Linked DNA regions of Mus musculus: region 1 is linked to region 2. A link is a loop called in an ENCODE intact Hi-C map of the cell type or tissue named here. Cell type or tissue: heart. All regions are shown on one strand. Links, peaks and the distances in the headings refer to the core of each region. The heading gives the core; the rest is flanking DNA.

What was found. Hi-C counts contacts between places; a loop is a spot of excess contacts. Peaks named below come from ENCODE experiments on the same cell type or tissue, not always from the same donor. Only the 100,000 strongest peaks of a DNase experiment are listed, where the experiment ranks them.
Region 1: a loop joins it to region 2, with 8 times the contacts of the local background. A loop is called at or near these places in 28 of 42 quality-filtered maps.

The regions. Positions count from the first base shown.
Region 1 is chr11:78,829,537-78,845,255 of GRCm38, reverse strand. It overlaps Lyrm9 (LYR motif containing 9), which reads right to left. Exons shown (of 4, transcript NM_001076681.2): 2 at 9,098-9,238; 3 at 7,074-7,166; 4 at 1,357-6,133. The coding sequence starts at 9,223. The coding sequence ends at 6,116. Among named protein-coding and RNA genes, the nearest start is that of Lyrm9, 11 kb to the right of the region's middle. In heart, for the core only: a CTCF peak has its summit at 7,025 (motif pointing left); no DNase peak of the experiment used is centred there; H3K27ac peaks cover 551 bases.
Region 2 is chr11:78,955,316-78,957,815 of GRCm38, reverse strand. Nos2 (nitric oxide synthase 2, inducible) reads right to left here. Exons shown (of 27, transcript NM_010927.4): 24 at 2,355-2,476; 25 at 1,172-1,320; 26 at 212-406. Among named protein-coding and RNA genes, the nearest start is that of Lgals9, 28 kb to the left of the region's middle. In heart, for the core only: a CTCF peak has its summit at 1,362 (motif pointing right); a DNase peak (open chromatin) is centred at 1,345; H3K27me3 peaks cover 1,862 bases.

The sequences.
Region 1 (15,719 bases), core at 5,891-8,390, 120 kb after region 2:
ACAACTTTACTCTCCCTCCCAACACGGCCACTCTGGCTAAATCTCCCTCTGCCTTTCACTATGACTTGCCTCTTGAACTAGTTTATTGGGATTAGGTGACTATGACTTGCTTGTTGGCGCTACAAGAGTCCAGTCTTTTACCTGAAAAACTTCAATAGCAAATGAGCAAGTCAGTGCCCCAGCTTCAGGAAAGCCTTTCACACTCTTATGTACATTTAAAACAAATCAAACAAAAAACTAGGTTTAGCTTTGGGGATCTTAACTTCCCCAAACTGGGGCCCATCCAGATAAATGGCTCATTTTCCAGACAGTATACACAACGACCCAGGGTGCATGGGGAAGGGGGATGAGAAAGGCGGCATGGTTCAAGAGCAGAGGCTGCTGGTGTAACGGTGTCTCCTCCAGATCGAACGTGTCCGTCATCATTCTGAAGCAGAGTATTGGTGATAATCCCACTAGACCATCACAAGAGGGGACTTATCAATATTTCATCAAGGAAGGAAGGAAGGGAGGGAGGGAGGGAGGGAGGGAGGGAGGGAGGGGAAAGTCCCAAATGAGACCCCTGAGATTCCAGTCACAGTTGCTGAGAGTGGGACCTCCCAGTGCTGGCTCACTGCACATGCTCCTGATAAGACAGCTGGGTAAGGATGCTTGCTCATGCGTCTCTGAAGACTCCTCTTTTCCCACAGCTGTTCGCTGACCCTAACTTGGAAGTAATGGCTTTCTTCTGCGTTTCTGCGCTCCAGGTATCTGCCAGCAACTACATTTGCTCTGCCATTCTCTTAAGCTTCCTTCTGCCTCCATTTAAAAATTCTTTTATCAACATGACGAAGAACCAGCAAAAGGGAAGCCTAACTCCCCAGAAACATGTATCTTACTCCATTCTTTGGTTGAACTATAAAGGGACATCACATCATGCATGGGATGCCTTGAAGCTCCCCTCTGGTAGCGCTCCTCTACGTAACCCAGATGAGTTCATTGGCTCTCCAAGCTGCATCCTTTCTTCCATCTGTCTGCATTCTCTTTCTCTGGGATAAAAAGATGTTTCTTTGTGTCTCCCCAAGAAAAGACATACCATAGCTAGTTATCAAGGCTTCCAGACTAACATTGGGACAACAACATGTACAGAAACTCAGAGACGCCCCCGAATCCAAACAATTTAGACATCTGGCTTATTGGGGAAAGGCCGACAAAGTGCCAACCCTTCTGTTGGCCATTCCCAACATTACACTGTAATCCAGATGTCGTGGTCCCAACCTCTCCAGACCCCTGTAGACACCAGAGTGTAGAGATCACTGAACAGACCCACTCCAGATGACCAGACTTAAAGATGTCCATTTTCATTACCCAAGGCTAAATGGTTTAGAGAGTGGTAGCTTTATTTTGAAAGGCATTGGAAAGTCCAGGTATACAGTAAGCGCTTAGTGCTGCTACTGTGCCACAGAGGCAATGCCCACCCTCCTTACAGCTCTGCCCCCAAGGTGAGCTCATTGTCCTCATTTATCTGAGCCCCACAATTAGGATGATCTTCAAATTCACAGGCTCCGAGAGTGGGCTCCTAGCACTCAGTCCACACTGCTGTCTGGGCGAAAAGGGAAATGTTGATGGCTAAAGTTTCCCCAGTAAAGTATTAAGATCTAATTTTACTGCACCCTCGGGTACAAGTAAGACCCTAAATAGGTGGCAGTAACTCACTTCAAGGGACATCAACGGGATGGCTTCTAAGTCAGGCAAGTTGATGATATGGGAGATTACAAAGCTTGGGCCAGCGAGATGACTGAGTGGGTAAAGGCACTTGCCACCAAGCCGGATGGCCTGAGCACTTTGGTGCATAAAACAAACACTCGGTAAAAATAAACAAACAGATAATAAATAAATAAATAAATAAATACCCTGTCCAGGCTCTTGCTGAGTGTCCTTCCTAGGGCTACCTCCACCATCTCTTTTTAAAGATTTTATTTATTATGTATACAGCATTCTGCCTCCATGTATGCTTGCAGGCCAAAGGGCACCAGATATCATTATAGTTGGTTGTGAGCCACCATGTGGTTGCTGGGAATTTAACTCAGGACCTCTGGAAGAGCAGCCAGTGCGCTTGACCTCTGAGCCATCTCTCCAGCTCCCAGGGCAGCATCTCTTGTTGAGTTCCTCCAAAACTAAAGATTGTCTAAGTCTTAATTACATTTCTAATTCTTAATTACATTTCTTCTACATTGTAGGAGACTACTTTGCAGGGAACACAGTACCTGGGCTAGTCATTTATAAAATTAGGAGCGTTGGTACATACTGGTATAAGCATGCTATATAATTTCTTTATTTTATGATAATTTTCTAAACTATTTGTATGCATGTGGGTGTGTGCACCTGAGTGGAGGTGCCTGCAGGGTCAGAGGTATTGGATCCCTCTGGAGCTGGAGTTACAGTCAGTTGTAAGCTACCAGATGTGGTTCTAACTCTGACTAATGCCAGAGCCGTAGGTGCTCTTAGCTACTGAGCTATGGCTCCAGCCCCAAAATAATGTATGCTTTAGATTACTGTTGTTTTTATGGTTATCACTGTGTGTGTGCATGATGTGTGAACGCAGGTGTGTGTATGCCACGTGTCTCATGTGGAGGTGAGAGGCATTGGTGTTCTCTTTGCTCCTTAACACAGAATCAGGGGATCAAACTCCAGTCGTCAGGTTTGCACAGCAGTGCCTGTTGGAACCATCTTGCCAGCCCCTAGGAGCTAAATCTTGCAGGAGCCAATTACCTCTCTTGGTTGATAGGGTAGCTTTGTTTACAATGAGGTCACATTACAATCCTTAACTAAAGCCCTCAAAAACACAGGAGATGCACTAGCTGGCTCCCCTACACCCCACTCTCACTAAATTCCTTGACCGATACTCGAACAAAACCAGAGAGAATTCGGTTTCTTATTAATAGAACAAAGAAGGGTGTGCATACGCCTGGATTCTACCTGTTGCACTTAGGTCAATAGCCAGGACCTGTAGCCAATCATATTCAAGGAGCAGAATGGCCTCAGCCTGTGAGATGAGGCACCTATGGAGGTTGGCACTGGATACTGTTCCATCTGTGCCTGGCTTCTGGCACTTGGGAGCCATCACTGGCCGCTATTCCACTGACTTCGGTCCTATGCTAACTTAACATGCTTGGGGAGGGGATCTTCTCCACACTGCCATTTCCATATCAAACTGATGCCACTCCATGGTCTACCCACTGCAGACAGAGCCCGTGCCACCGTTCTTGTCCCCATCCCATCAAGTAGGGCCAGCAACTGCAAAGCAACTCTGAAGTCAGACTTCCACCTGCCACCAGGTCCTTAAGAACAAGAAGGAAAGGCCTGTGAAGACAGCTCAGCACAATGAGTAAGATCTGCATTCAGACCCCTAATGCCCACAGAAAAGCTGGGCTCACTGGCACACACCTGAGGCCCGGGTGATGTGTGTGTGTGTGTGGCAGGAGAGAGCATGAGTTAGACCCCCAGAATCTGCAGGCTAGCAGTCTCATCAATCAGTGACCTGTGGGGAGAGACCCTGCCTCAGAATGCCAGGTACTGAGCAACAGAGGGGACAACCCATCATCAACCCCTGCTCTCCCTGTGCACACACAGGTATACACAGGTACTGGCACATGTGTGTGTGGACACTCACACACATACATGTGGACACTTACACACACACATGACTGGAGAAGACATCTTGGAGAGGGATCAAATATTAAGGACACATTCATGGAGATTCAGTTTTTCTCCCTCACTTTCTTTCTTTCTTTTTTTTTTAAAGTAGCCTTTTTCTTTATGTTTTCCTTTTTCTTTTTGTTTATATATTTTCTGGCCCTGCTTGCTCCGGCCTTATTTATTTTATAAATGTGAGTACACTATTGCTCTCTTCAGATACCAGAAGAGGGCACCAAATCCCATTATAGATGGTTGTGAGCCACCATGTGGTTGCTGGGAATTAAACTCAGGACCTCTGGAAGAGCAGTCAGTGCTCTTAACTGCTCTTCAGCCCTCTCCCTCACTTTCAACAAATGAAATAAGCCCGTCTTCCACCCTTATTTTATCAATAGGGAGACCCCACCAGATACAGGTCAATGTCCTATGTCATAGGGATAACCTGGCCACTGATCTGTATTGTGTTCTCTGAAACCACCCTCATAACAACGGGACCCCACACCCCTCTCACACTCCCTGTGAGTGGCAGCCCCAGCTCCTCAAATCAGTGTTAGTCCTTTCTCCTCAGCCCCATTCTAATGAACAACTCTGCCTAAGGCCAGGCATGGTGGCACACATGGCTACTCTACTGCCACGAACACCACCAGGTAAGGATTGGTCCCTGGGCTCAGATGGACTGGACAGCAGCAGTGGGGATGGAGGGACTGCGGCTTTGCTCTTGCCCTTTGCCTGGCAGTCATCTGGGAGCCCAAACCTGTGGCTCTGCTTGTCTCTGAGGAATGATCCTTCCAGGCAAGTGGGTGTCTGACTTACCCAAGTCCTTAGCGTTGTTTGACACACGTGTCGAGGGAACAATCCTATTCAGAGAACAGCAGTCAGGGAGAAACAATAGAGGGCTAGAGAGATGGCTCAGCGTGAGCGTGAGTGTGTGCGTGAGTGTGAGCGCTAACTGCTTGCAGAAGACTCAGGTTTGGTTCCTAACACTTACATCAGACAGCTCATACTGCCTATAACTTCAGTTCCAGGGAGCCCAATGTCCTCAGGCCTCTGAGGGCACCTGCACACACGTGGTACACACAAATAAAATAAAGATCTTCTTTTTTTAAAGAAGAAATAATAAGAGCCAACAGATGACTCAACAGATAGAGGCATTTGCCACCAAGCCTGATAGCCCGAGTTCAGTCTCTGGGACCCACATAGAGGAAGAAGTGAGCTGCATCCTGCAAACTGTCCTGACGAGCATTTATCAGCAGCAGCAGCAGCAGCAATGTGTTGTGGCACACCTGTATCTAAGTGCTTGGGAGGCAGAGACAGAAAGACTGCTGAAAGTTCAAAAGTTCAAGGCCTGCCAGTGTATACACTGAGATCCTGTCTGAAATAAATCAAAAGAGGAGGAAGAAAACTGTGAGCTTTCACAAGTGGACACACGTGCTTCGGGACTGTCCGCCCCTTCTGCTTAGACAGAGGTCACATCATCCCGCAGAACTGCAAGGGCACAGACAGGCACTAGCTCACCTGAGTGCCCCACGAACATTCAACCCCCAGTGTGGCCTCTCTGCATCTTCTGGCTACTTCGCCCACCTGGGCCACTTCCCCTTGGACCCAATCTCCTCTCCAGAGAGGACACACTGTGGAGCACGGAAGCCTGGACCTGCTGGTGTCTACCCTGCCTACTTGCACCTTATTGCTGGTCTAGTGTAGTAGATGTTTTCCCACTTCAAGGGTCAGGGTTTCTGCCTGGAGCATATTGGGAGGAAGCCGCTGCTTAACAGACTGACGGACACAGCATGGCACAGATAAGAGGGCGTGTGGACTCTGAGAGGAGACAAGACGCACTCACAGCTGAGTCACTGAACAGGACGAGGAGCACAGCGGCTTCCTCGCAAGGTCCCTGTGCAGCAAGGTCCCTGTGCAGCAAGGTCCCTGTGCAGGGAGCTGGTGTGAGCTGGCACGTGACTGCCGCCTCACCCCCCCAGGCTCACTCGGGCACCTGACAGATGGCGTGTATGCCGGCTGGGATTCAGATCCACAGCTGCCTGGTTCTCAAGCCCGTTCGTTTCTTTCTATACAGGTGGTCATCTGAGGGGACATCTCTCATGGGGCTGGGAGATCGGTGACGGGACCTCCAGAATAAATTAACTGCCTTCAGGGCAAAGTAAAAGAACAGATAGGCAAAAATGAGAAACACAGAGAAGAAGCAAAAAAACTCCAAATTCTCCCCAAATTGCATATCGTTTCTGTCTGGAAAAGCAGACATAAAAGACGCTGGAGACATGGCTGCAATGACGAGAACCACCTCACCAAATGTCAGTTACGATTTCTTGCTTTCAGCCAACAAGATCAAAGAATATTCCAGAACTGATGCTGTTCCAAGAGCAGAAGGCTTCTCAGTTCCAAGTGACTCCAGGGCAGCTAAGCGCTCGCCGTAAGCTCCAGACACTCAGTTTTGTTTCCTATACTGCAAGACAGAGAGATGAGAGACGGGTGAGGGAAGCCATGGGGGAGGGCTCTGTTGTGTCACACGGGCCTCTCCACGACTGCAGGGGTTTCTGGGAGGTGGTGAGACTCCATCGGGAGACCCTTCACCTTCACATCGAGTTGGTGCCTAGGCCCTCCTTCTTTAATGAAAAGGCTGGGAGGCCGAGGGCACTGGGACTAAGCATGGAACTCACCAGGGCTCGGCCTTATTCTGAATCTTGTTTGTGGGAGAAAAGTCCCAGGCAGAGGAGACCCTCAGACACCCAGGGTCCCCAGCCAATCATCGAGGCTTTCCTGCCTTTGTTTTGATTTTTCTGTCAGGGATAAGCCCCAGCGGCTTCTGCACTAGGCAAGCAGTCGACCACTGAGGTCAATGCCCTATCAAAATCTGTTTTTACAAAGTGGATTTTAAACCCCACATCTGGAGCGTCTGCGCTAGGACAACAAGGATCTGGGGGCACACTCCAGTTCTCCACATTCCTGGTGCCTTTATCCCACCTACAGTCTAGGTGTTGGTCCTAGACAGCAGCCTAGTCTTGATCAACTTCACACAAACTCGAGCCACCTGGGAAGAGGCACCCTCAGCTTCTACCGGATTGGCCTATAGGTGTCTGTGAGGTATTTTCTTAATAAATGGTTGATATGGAGGGCCCAGACTACTGTGGGTGGTACCACCACCAGGTCCTGGGGTGAATAGGGCAGCTGAGGGAGCCATGGGAACCAAGCCAGTTAGCCGGCTTCCTTTAAGGTCGGCTTTGGGGACCGGAAGGGGGGGTGGGGGGGACAACCATAAGAGATTATCTTCCTACCTAGGAGGAGTGCAGGTGCCTCTGTTTTCAACTGTGATGCGCGAGCGCCCCCTGATGGCCGAGGAGGTTACAGCATTCCCATTCCAGTGCCAGGGCCAAGCAAGCACTTACTTTGTTCATGATCCAGTCGGCATCTTCAATGGCTCTTTTAATAATCTGCTGGATTCTCTCGGAGTTGTCTTCATCTGAATGAACTTGGAAACTCTGTAGGTTTCAGCACAAACGGACATGGCCATGTGAAATCCAGAGCTTTAGAGAGCCCAGTCCCAAGAGACCGTGAGGCACTGGTCACCTAGCTCTGCTGAGGTGTGCTCATCCGGCCCACCCTGCTCTTAGACCACAGCTTTGGAGCCCTAGTTTATTTGGCAGCGGAACTGTCAGTGCAGCCCGCAGGGAGGCGAAAAGGAGACCCAGCCACTGGGCAGCTAGGTTATTTGGCAGGGCCAAGGGGAGCCACAATCTCTGGGGTTGATTTGCTCAGCACAGGAATCTACATCGATGGAAGTGTGCTGGGGAGGGATTGGCCTCGATGCCACTAGGTGCTGGTGCTGGGAGAGCAACGGGGAAGGGAGAGAAGGCACAGGGACAAAGGACCCTGGGAAATCCGGGGGGCTTCTGACCAGTGACCTAAGACCTGTGAACCTCAGGTTTCTTCCAAAAGAATGGAGTCCTCCCTCCCTTGATTGTGCTCCCAAACCCACATTCACTTTCCTACTCATCCCAGGAGCCCACTCGGTGCCTGTCCAGGAAGTCTCCCCTCACTGCCCCAAAGCTAACCATCACCCTCTGTTTCCCTCAGCCTCCTATTGCTACCACTGTTTCTCTTTTACTCTGTGAGACAGGATCTCACTCTGTAGCCCTGGCTAGCCTGGAACTTACTCTGTAGACCTGGCTGGCCTTGAACTCAGAGAGATCCACCTACCTCTGCCCCTTGAGTGCTGGGATTAAAGATGTGTATCATCACAATGTATCTGTATGAAATTTAATTTTTAGCTCTTTATTTGGAAATCATTTTCTTTTTTAAAAAGATTTATTATGTATCTAGCATTCTGCCTGCATGTATGCCTGTAGGCCAGAAGAAGGCACCAGATTTCATTATCGTTGGTTATGAGGCACCACGGGGTTGCTGGGAATTGAACTCAGGACCTCTGGAAGAGCAGACGGTGCTCTTAATTTCTAAGCCATCTCTGCAGTCCCACCGTTAAATTTTTATTATTTTGTTTGTTGCATGGTGTTTTGCCTGTGTCTATGTCTGTGACCATGTGCATGCAGTACACGGGTGGCTAAAGAACAGAACCGGAATCCTCTGGAAGAGCTGCAGTGCTCTCAACCTCTGAGCCGTCTCCCCAGCCCCAGAAGTGATTTCTTATAGGAAGGTAGTACAGGGTGCACGGGACCCTTTACCTTGCTGGTTGTGTCATTCTCTCTTCAGAATCTTCTAAAGTAAGTGACAGGCACTACGCCTTGTCCCCTAAAATCCTCACTGTGTGTTTCCTGACAAAGGGACCCTCTGATGTAACCTCAGCAATCAAACTCAGACAAATCAGCATCAATGCAGCTGATCCCTAATCTACAGCGAGTGTCCTAATTCCCACTGCTGCCTTCCTCTCTGGCTGAGGATCTGGGTCAAGCCTTCCACTGTGACATCACTGCAGTCGCTGCTAATCGGGAGCTGCTGCTTGCCCTTCCTGGTGGCCCATAAAACTTTGTTCTGATTCTATCTATCTATCTATCTATCTATCTATCTATCTAGACAGGTCCTCTTTCTGGGACCAGGGGTACCCAATCCTCTTGTCTCTGCCTCCCCAATGCTGAGTGCAGGCCACCATGCCAGTCTTTCTGGATGTTGAACTCTGGTTCTCGTGCTTGTACGGCAAGCACTTTATCAACTGATTCCTCTCTCCTGCCTCTACCCAGTCTGTTTTGATAGCCTTGGAGCTGTCTCATTCAGGCCCCAGCACAGTGCTGAGATGCCAACGGATATAGCCGCTGTGCCACTGACAGAAGCCAGAGGCCAGCTGCCCATGTTTGCAGTGCTTCTTATGAAACTCCTAGGCCTGCTCCCAGGTACCTGTGGCTCTGCCCCCCCCCCCCCCCCCCCCGCCAGCGCACACCTCCCCCAGACCTGTTCCCACCTGCCTGACAGCATGCTTGTAGTGCTCCTGGATGCCCTTGGTTGGCAGCTGCCGGCAACAACGTAACAAGTAACGGTACAGCTGCAATGGCGTCTGGACCAGCTCTGCCCCTGGCAGAGGGGCCATGTGCGAGCCTCAGCCCTGAAAAACACAGAACATCCCGTTCTTAGCCATTGGGCCAGTTCCATGGTGGCACCGGTCTCCAGTCCCAGCCCTCTGTGAGCCATCTGCACAGAGGCTTGGTCCCCCTTGTGGCCCAACTCCAGAAGCCTACACCCTGAGCTGGGGCTAGCCTTAGCATACAGCAGGCCCATGAGAACCTAATGCAAGTGTAGAAGGAGATGTGCCACCTCAGCCCAGAGTCTTGCAAAAGCTTAGCTTCAGGTGGCAGGTGAAACAGGGAAAATGAACAGAAAACCCCAGGTGACAGTCACAGAGCCGTCAAGGCTACCGACATGCTAGTGAGGGCATCGGGCAAGAGGGTGGGAAGCCTGAAGGTCTAAACCTGGCTAGTCAAAAAGTGTTGTTCCCAAAGCACTAACACTGGTATGAAATAAAATCTTGGGCTGGAGAGACGGCTCAGTTCTTAAGAGCACTGACTGCTCTTGAGTTCAAATCCCAGCAACCACATGGTGGCTCACAACCATCCATAATGAGATCTGACACACCTCTTCTGGTGTGCCTGGAGACAGCTACAGTGTACTTACATATAATAATAAATCTTTGGGCCGGAGCAAGCGGGGCCAAGCCGGCTGACCAGAGTGAGCAAGGCTGAGCGAGCGAGGTTCTGAATTCAATTCCCAGCAACCACATGACGGCTCACAACCATCTATCTGCACAGCTACACTGTACTCATATACATAAAATAAATAAATCTTTTTTTAAAAAAAGGAAATACAATCTTGGGCCCTAGACAGATAGCTGCATGTTAATGAGATGCTAAGCAGGTCAGAATGCACAGTGTGGATCCCACGAAGAAGCTATAGATGGAGTGACCAAAGAGAAGCTGGGACTAGGTATGTGACTTCATGTTACTGAGTCATTAGTTACAATGAGCACAATATTTATTTAACATAAAAACTGATGCAAACATATGAAAACTAAGCACAGAAAGGTAAGGTATCTTGCCTAAGCTCACACAGCTGACAAAAGGTCTGTCTGAAATTTAATTTCTGGCTCCAGCATCCAGTAATAAAAGAAAGGGGACCTGACACCTTCCATGAATTCCAGACCAGACAGACAATATAGTGAGACACTGCCTCAAAAGCCATGTTTGTTTGTTTGTTTGTTTGTCTAAGGCCTAGAGAGATGGTTCTACAGTTAAGAGCACTTGCAGTTCCCAGCACCCACATGGCTGCTCACAACTGTCTGATTCTTCCGTTACATCCAGGATCCAATACCTCTTCTGGCCTCCAGAGACACCAAACATACACATGGTGTGCACACACTCATGCACGCACATGTGAGCATTCACACACACACACATACGCATTCCTGCACACACGAGTTTATGTACACATATGTTATTGCACATACACAGGCATGCACACACACACACATGAAAGTAAACAGTCATGCCCGTAACATAAAACATAATTTAAAATCTTTTTAAATATTAGAGAAGAAAGACGCTATTACCATACAAAACTTCACAGAGACACTTGGCAATTCTCACAAGTCCGTCTCTGCAGGAACCACCATTGCCACAATGAAGAGCAATGAAGAGCAAGCTTATCCAACCACCATTACCACAATTACCTCTGCCTCCCTCCAGCTCCTCCCTTCCCAGCTCCAGCAGCTGCTGACTGGCTTCCCCCACCCAGGCTCCTTCACATGTTCCCAAGGTCTGTGTCAACGGAATGGTCGGTCTGCCATGCTTCCTTCTGTATCTAAGGAATCCATTTATCCATCTTCTGTGTCTATGTCCGTCTGTCTGTCTATCTATCCATCCATTTATTTTGGCTTTTCAAGATAGGGATTCTTTGTAGGCCTGGCTGTCCTGGAACTTACTTGGTAGATTAGGTGGGCCTCAAACTCAGAGATCTGCCTCAGTCTGTTTCCTAAGTGCTGAGACTAAAGGCATGCACCACTCCTCCATGCCCCCTCCAGCTTCCATATTTTTAAAATTTGAATCTGTTTTTCAGCTATTACATAAATCATAAGAATTATGGAGTACCACAGGATACTTCAAAACTTGTGATTTTTAAAGGCTTATTTTTTCTAATTATAGTATGAATGTCTGTGGAGGGTATGCACATGTGAGTACTGGTGCCCAAAGAGGCCAGAAGCATCGGATTCCCAGGAGCTGGAGTTCCTGATCAGCTACCCAAGGAGGATTCTGGGAACTGAACTCAGGTCCTACTGTACAAACTAAGATGAACTTGTGTGTGTGTGTGTGTGTGTGTGTGTGTGTGTGTGTGTGTTTACACTCAAGAGTGTGTGTGTCACAGCACACATGTGAAGGTTAGAGGACAGCTTGCAGGAGTCAGTGCTCTCTTTCCATGAGGTAGGCTTGAGTTTTGAACTGGTGTCATTAGGCTTAGAGGCAGGGACCTCCCTTCCCCTGACGGAGCCATGTTATTGGCCCAGATTTGTGTTTTGAAGAGAGTACAGGTGTTTCTAAATGGTGGGCTCTAAAATTCGAAGATCTGTTACCCTTCCATTAGGTGCCTCCAGCCCTGATCTTGCCTGTGTGCCCACTGCTCCAAGGGACCATGCCTGGCACCCAATGTCAGTCCATTCTATTCCACACTTGATACCAAATGAGCTCTGACCCGCTATCCTGGATGCACCCATGTCAGCCCCAGGAATGTGCCCCAGAATCTCCAACTATCAAGAATGTCAGTTCTCTACAGCTCCGCATGGCCGTGGCTCCCTTCCCAGCCTCTCAGTGGAAGCCCTTTCTCACTGCCCGCGCCCCACCCTCCGTGGGAGTGAATCACTTTGATGTCATGCGGGAGGCTCTGGTGGTTGAGCTGGGCCCAAGCCTCAGCACTGGGCCTGGCCCCCAGCAAGCTTCACACTGGATGAACTGAACCAGCCGTGGACCCTGTTATCTCCTCATTGCAGGCTTCCTGTCTAGGAGGGAGAGGCTCCTGCCAGACGAAAAAGCTCAGAGAAGGGACCGAGTGACTGGTGTTAGTTTTAAAGTTGCAAAGGCTGCAGAGAACGCTGCCAGGAGAACCACCCACTAGAACTGCCAGACATCCCTGCACTAACATGGGAACCATGATAGGCTGGGGTCAGAGGCACCAACATTCTATTTCAAGGATATCTTTTCGGAACAATACACACTCGTCTCCTGGCTCGCAGATAAGCAACTGGTACTGGAAGACTCCCTTCCCAACTAGACTCAGTAATTCTACAAGGGATACCATCTTGCCTCCTCTTGGTTCCAAGCAGAAGGCAGAGCTGGAACTTGCTAGAACAAAGTCTTAAAATGTTAAATCCATAGGAAGCCCAGGCCCCAGAACTAATACCCTGACAAATTACTCCGATTACCTGCAAAGCTGCTTGGAACGGCGATTCTGTCATCTTCAACCTGAAAGACTCTGATAGATCTCAACACCCCACTTCTACTTCCAGGGGCTGGGGTGTGTTTAAGTTGGTAAAACGCCTGCCTAGCGTTTAGGAAGTTCTGGGCACAATCTCTAACACTGCAAACAGAAAGCATGCCGGTGCAGGCCTGATATGCCAGCACTAGGGAGGTGGAGGCAGCAAGATCACAGGGTCACCCTTGGCTATGTATGTAATGAGTTTAAGGACAGCCTGGGCTATATGTTTCAAAGACCAGACCAAACCAAAACCAAACCACTTTTATGACCCATTTCAATGGTTGCAGCTGTAAGGAAGTCTAAACAGGACAGGGCTCTTCAACCCCCTGATTTCAGCAGAGTGACTGGCCCTGCTTTAGCCTAGCCCACAGAGGGTGACCTCATAAGCTGTGATGGGGGGTGACTGGAGCGAGCGGGGTCAATCGGAGCAAGTGGGGTTGACCAGAGCGAATAGGAGTCCTAAATTCAATTCCCAACAACCACATGAAGTCTCACAACCATCTGTACAGCTACAGTATACTCATATACATAAAATAAATCTAAAAAATAAAAATTTAAAAAAAAAAAAGCTGTGATGGGCAGGACCCTCAAGGACAACCACAGAGGACACACTACAGTCCCAACTCGACAGGCAGCTCCCCTGGCAGGCTTCCCCAGACTATATAAAGTGCTAATCAAATATTGTAAAATGCTAGTCCGGAACAGATGGTTACCATCTGCGGCCCTCAAACTTAACATTTGGAAAAAGCACAAGTTTGCTTCACTGCTTTAAAACCCAGGCAATACTTAGTAACCAACCCAGCAAGTATGGGCGGAAGATTATTTTCAGCTCAATTATATTACTTAGTCATTCTTAGTAATAACCAGCAGAGAATACATGTGTGGGTCCACTGAGAGGAGCTGAACTAAAAACTGTTTTAATTTAATTTAAAGTGTGGGTTTACTATTATTTAGGGGCCACGAACCGTCACCAAGACTATAGTGGAAGCCCCGACCCTGGAAAATGCTTGCTCTCTTGTTCTGCCCTTCGGACTTGACCTCAGACTCCAACCCCAGCTGTGCCCTATGAAAGCTCTTCCAGGAACCGATGCTCAGATCGCCCCTCAAAGCCCAACCAGTCCTCCTCCTTCTAACCCTAAGCCACTTGAACTCCTCTCAAAATCCACCTCTCTGTGCCTCTTAGATTTACAGCTCCTTCCAGTGCAGACTCTTCCTGCCTCACCTGCCACAGTCTAGAACCGGCCTCTCCGCCTTCCATCCATTTCCCTACCTGCTCTCCACCCAACAGCCTAAGTGGTCCTGAAACAACAAATTTCAGGGCACCCAGTCTCCTCCTAATCCCCCTTGTCCTTGTCACCTCCGAATCCTCCCCCACCTTGTCACCTTGGCAACTTTTCTCAAAATGTTATGTTTAAAACCATTTTGGGTGTGTTGTTTTTAAGGAACGAGCACAGAAATGTACCGAGCAAATAGAGTTGCAATCAAAATGAGGGACTGGCAGAAACGGTGCCCGTGGCACTGAGCAGGAAAGGTGACGGCCTACAAAACACCCAGGTCCCTCTCCATGGCCCAGGGAGTCCTGTGTCTACATCACCTACCCCTCTAGCTGAGTGGGACAGTCTGTGGCAGCTGTGTCTAGGGATGGTCTCTAGCCTGTGACAGGTGACAGAAGGCTTGACATGGGACAGATATATTAGTCAGGAGCCTCAGTGTGTGTGTCGGTGTGAGGTATGTGTGTATGTGTAGAGTGTGTGTGTCTGTCAGTGTGGGGTATGTGAGTGTATGCATGGGTGTACATGTGGGGTATATGAGTGTGTGTGTGAAGGGGATAAATGTGTGTGTCTGGTGTGTGTGTGTGTGTGTGTGTGTATGTGACAAGGAATTTGTCCTGTAATTCTGTGAGCTGGCAAGTCCAAACCCTACAAAGCCAAAAATGTCCTGACTCTAACCCTAAGACAGAAAGTTGCCAGGAAAGAGTCACGGTCCCAGTTCAAAGGGCTTCGAGAGAACTCCTGTGTAGGAAAGGCTCAGCCTGTTCATTCTAGCCCCAAAACAGTCACTTGTAAACATCTAACATCCTCCAAACAGTAGAGACAGTAGCGGGAACTGAGGCCACGTACCACTCCTGCCTGCCCCCAGGACTGATTAAATCTCTCCACATCGCCAGACCTACGTTTCCTGGTGCTCGCTAAGTGTAAGACTGACACAGGCACAGGCAGAGCAGGTAGACAGGAAGTAGCTCAAACGCACAGGAGGAACTGTGGTGACCTCAGAAAGGCCATGTCACCCCGTCTCACTCTAGCCTGATCAGGCTCTCAGCTGGACTAAGGGAAGGCCCGGCAGCCTTCTCTGAGGGAGGTGTTGTAGTGCTTTATCAACCCCTCAACCAAAACCTTTCCATAGCTTCACAGCAGCTGACACTGTCCAGATGGTCTGAACCTTCTAATGGTGTCGGGAATCACGATGATATTGTAGCTATGTAGTGTTTGCTCTTATCCTTATATGATGCGGGTACAAGTATTAAGAGGAGATATGTGCTGGGTGGTGGTTGTACATGCCTTTAATCCCAGCACTCGGGAGGCAGGGGCAGGCAGATTTCTGAGTTCAAGACCAGCCTGGTCTACAGAGCAGTTCCAGAACAGCCAGGGCTACACAGAGAAACCCTGTCTCAAGAAACTGAGGGGGCGGGAGACAAACTAAAAAGCACAAGAAATGTGAAGAGTCTGAGTTCTGTCCTGATCACCAGCAAGTCCATCGCACAAAGCCGACTGACTCCCTCAGACCCTCTGTCATCCCCTTTCCAGCATAGGAGTGATTACCATCTTCCCCACCCCACCCTGCCCTACTCTGTGCTTCTCATCCTCCCTACTCTCCCTCATCCCTGAGCTTCCTCCCCCGACTCTCAAGCACACCAAGAGTGTGAGAGACAGCAGACTGATTGTGCTCGGACCAGTGCCATGAACAATGACCCTGTCAACTCCTGTGACCTGAGAATTCAAGGAATGCAGCTCAGACTGCATTCTCTGTTCAGACCCTGCTGACCCTGGCATCCACTTCAAAGTACCTTT
Region 2 (2,500 bases), core at 1-2,500:
ACACTGGCCTGATTTCTCAGCTAGCTGGCAACCACTATGGCATGGAAAGACCAGGCTTGAGGAGCCCAGCCGGCCCCAGGTTTCTGCAGTGGTGCCGAGGATCTCAGGGCACACACCTCCCCCACCCCAGTTCTGCATCCCTGGTCCTAGTTCCAAAGGCTTGTGACCTTGGTCTACTCCCCTCTGGAGGGTCCCACCCCAGCTCCCATACCTTGAGCTGGAAGAAATAGTCTTCCACCTGCTCCTCGCTCAAGTTCAGCTTGGTGGCCACCAGCTTCTTCAATGTGGTAGCCACATCCCGAGCCATGCGCACATCTCCGCAAATGTAGAGGTGGCCCTGCTCCCCGTGGAGCACGCTGAGTACCTCATTGGCCAGCTGCTTTTGCAGGATGTCCTGAACGTAGACCTAAAAGCAGAGGACACGGTGGGACCAGCCCTGGATGCTGGTGTCACTGTGGTCAGGCACACTGGCCATGGGGAGGGGAAGAGGGCCATTGAGGGCTTCAGTCAGGACCTCAGCTCAGGATAGACAAGTATCCTGTCCTCCTGGCCAATGGAACCCGTAAAGCTTCCCTCAGGTCACCATACTTTAGAGACATCAAGTTTATAGCTCTGCCCAGGGCTGTGAGATCTGCCTGTCTACACCCCGGAAAGAGGGGGCTTCCCAGTATGTATTAGCCCCAGCTCTGATTTGTAGCTCAGGTATAGGCTCCTAGGCTTTCCATTTATAAAGAAGGTCCTGCAGTCAGTCAGGAGTCTGTTTGTTTTTGTTTTTCATCTAAGATGACCAGTGGTCCAGCTTTAGGATGCAAATGGGGTCTTCAGGGAATGTTCACATGGTCCTGAATGGAAAGTGTGTAGGCACTGTTCATGCCCCTGGAGCAGAGTGCCAACCTGAGGGCCCTGGGGGGAATCAGCTCCACCTTCCAGTCTTACTGAACTAAGTGTAAAGCCAGCCCGGCCCAGCCCTGCGTCCCAGAGATGCTGGGCACCTGCAGGTGTTTGCACTGTGGAGATTAAACTACAGTGAGCTTGATGTTGTCATCGTGCTCTTCATCTCTCCCTGCCACTGTGCAACTGTCTTCACTGCAGGCTTGGAGTGGAAGGGCTGTATAGCCTGGGCAGGGGCCATCATGCGTGCTCTGCCAGCTTGCTGGGTGGCTGCACTTACCTTGGGTTTGCCGGGCAGCCGGGAGTAGCCTGTGTGCACCTGGAACAGCACTCTCTTGCGGACCATCTCCTGCATTTCTTCCTGATAGAGGTGGTCCTCCTCCGGGTGCCGGCACCCAAACACCAAGCTCATGCGGCCTCCTTTGAGCCCTTGAAGATCCAGAAGGTTGCAGTTACCACAACGGCCACCAGAGGGCAACCTGTGAGCACCAGGTACCCAATGGGTAGGTTTCTGATCTGGCATTATTCCCATTTTATAGCTAATGGTGGCACTCTTAAAAAACATGGTTCAGGAAAAAAAAGTATCAGTTCTGATTATGTCTACACATTGCTATTTCTTTTACTTGACATATTCTATTTTAATCTTACTTCTTCTTTTAAAATATTATTATAGCCAGTTCTTGGGAATTAGAAGCAGGAGGATTGATTTCCTGCAAATTTGAGGACAGCCTCCTCTGTATAGGGAATTTTCAGTTCATCCAGGGCTACAATAGCAAGACTTTGTCTCAAATATGTATAGGTGTGTGTGTGTGTAACATGCTAAGGACATTCTTTTAGTGGAATATCAGAAACTCGTGGCCTTCTTTTGTGAAAATCATCTCCCCTGACCCAGATGCTACATCAAATATAGGTGCAGAGGCCTCAGGCATCTTGAAGGTCAAACATTGCTAAGGGTTTCTTCCAGAAAAGCCTCATCTGGAGGATTCCAGACAGAGCTGTCCATCCTTCCCAGCTATTTCTCCAATGAAAAGAAAATGTCTTCATCTAAAGTCTGTTACTCTCATTCCCCCTTCACTCTGGGGACCCCTACACAGGCTTATTAATCTCTGTGTTATTAATGGATGGTCCAGCAAGGAGGCAAGCATTTAAAACCCAGCAAAATGGGCTGATGAGATGGCTCAGCAGGGAGAGGTGCTTGCCGTCGTGACTGACAAGCTGAATCTGATTCCTGGAAGAAGTAAAACAAGTTGACCTCTGACCTCCACATGCGTACCAGGACATACACACTCCTCTAGATACCTTAAAAATTAACAAGGAAACATGGAGACGTGGAGTGGGCAGAGCACAAACACTCCACATCTGTGTACCTGATTATGGGATATGGTGTAGTAATTTGATGTGCCTGTGTAATGATCAGGTCGGTCACAGTGACAGGCACACTCCCTATTGAGTAAGAGCTGTACCTTTGTGCTGGGAGTCATGGAGCCGCTGCTGCCAGAAACTTCGGAAGGGAGCAATGCCCGTACCAGGCCCAATGAGGATGCAAGGCTGGGAGGGGTCCTCAGGGAGCTGGAAGCCACTGACACTGCAGGAAGACAGAAGGAGAAAG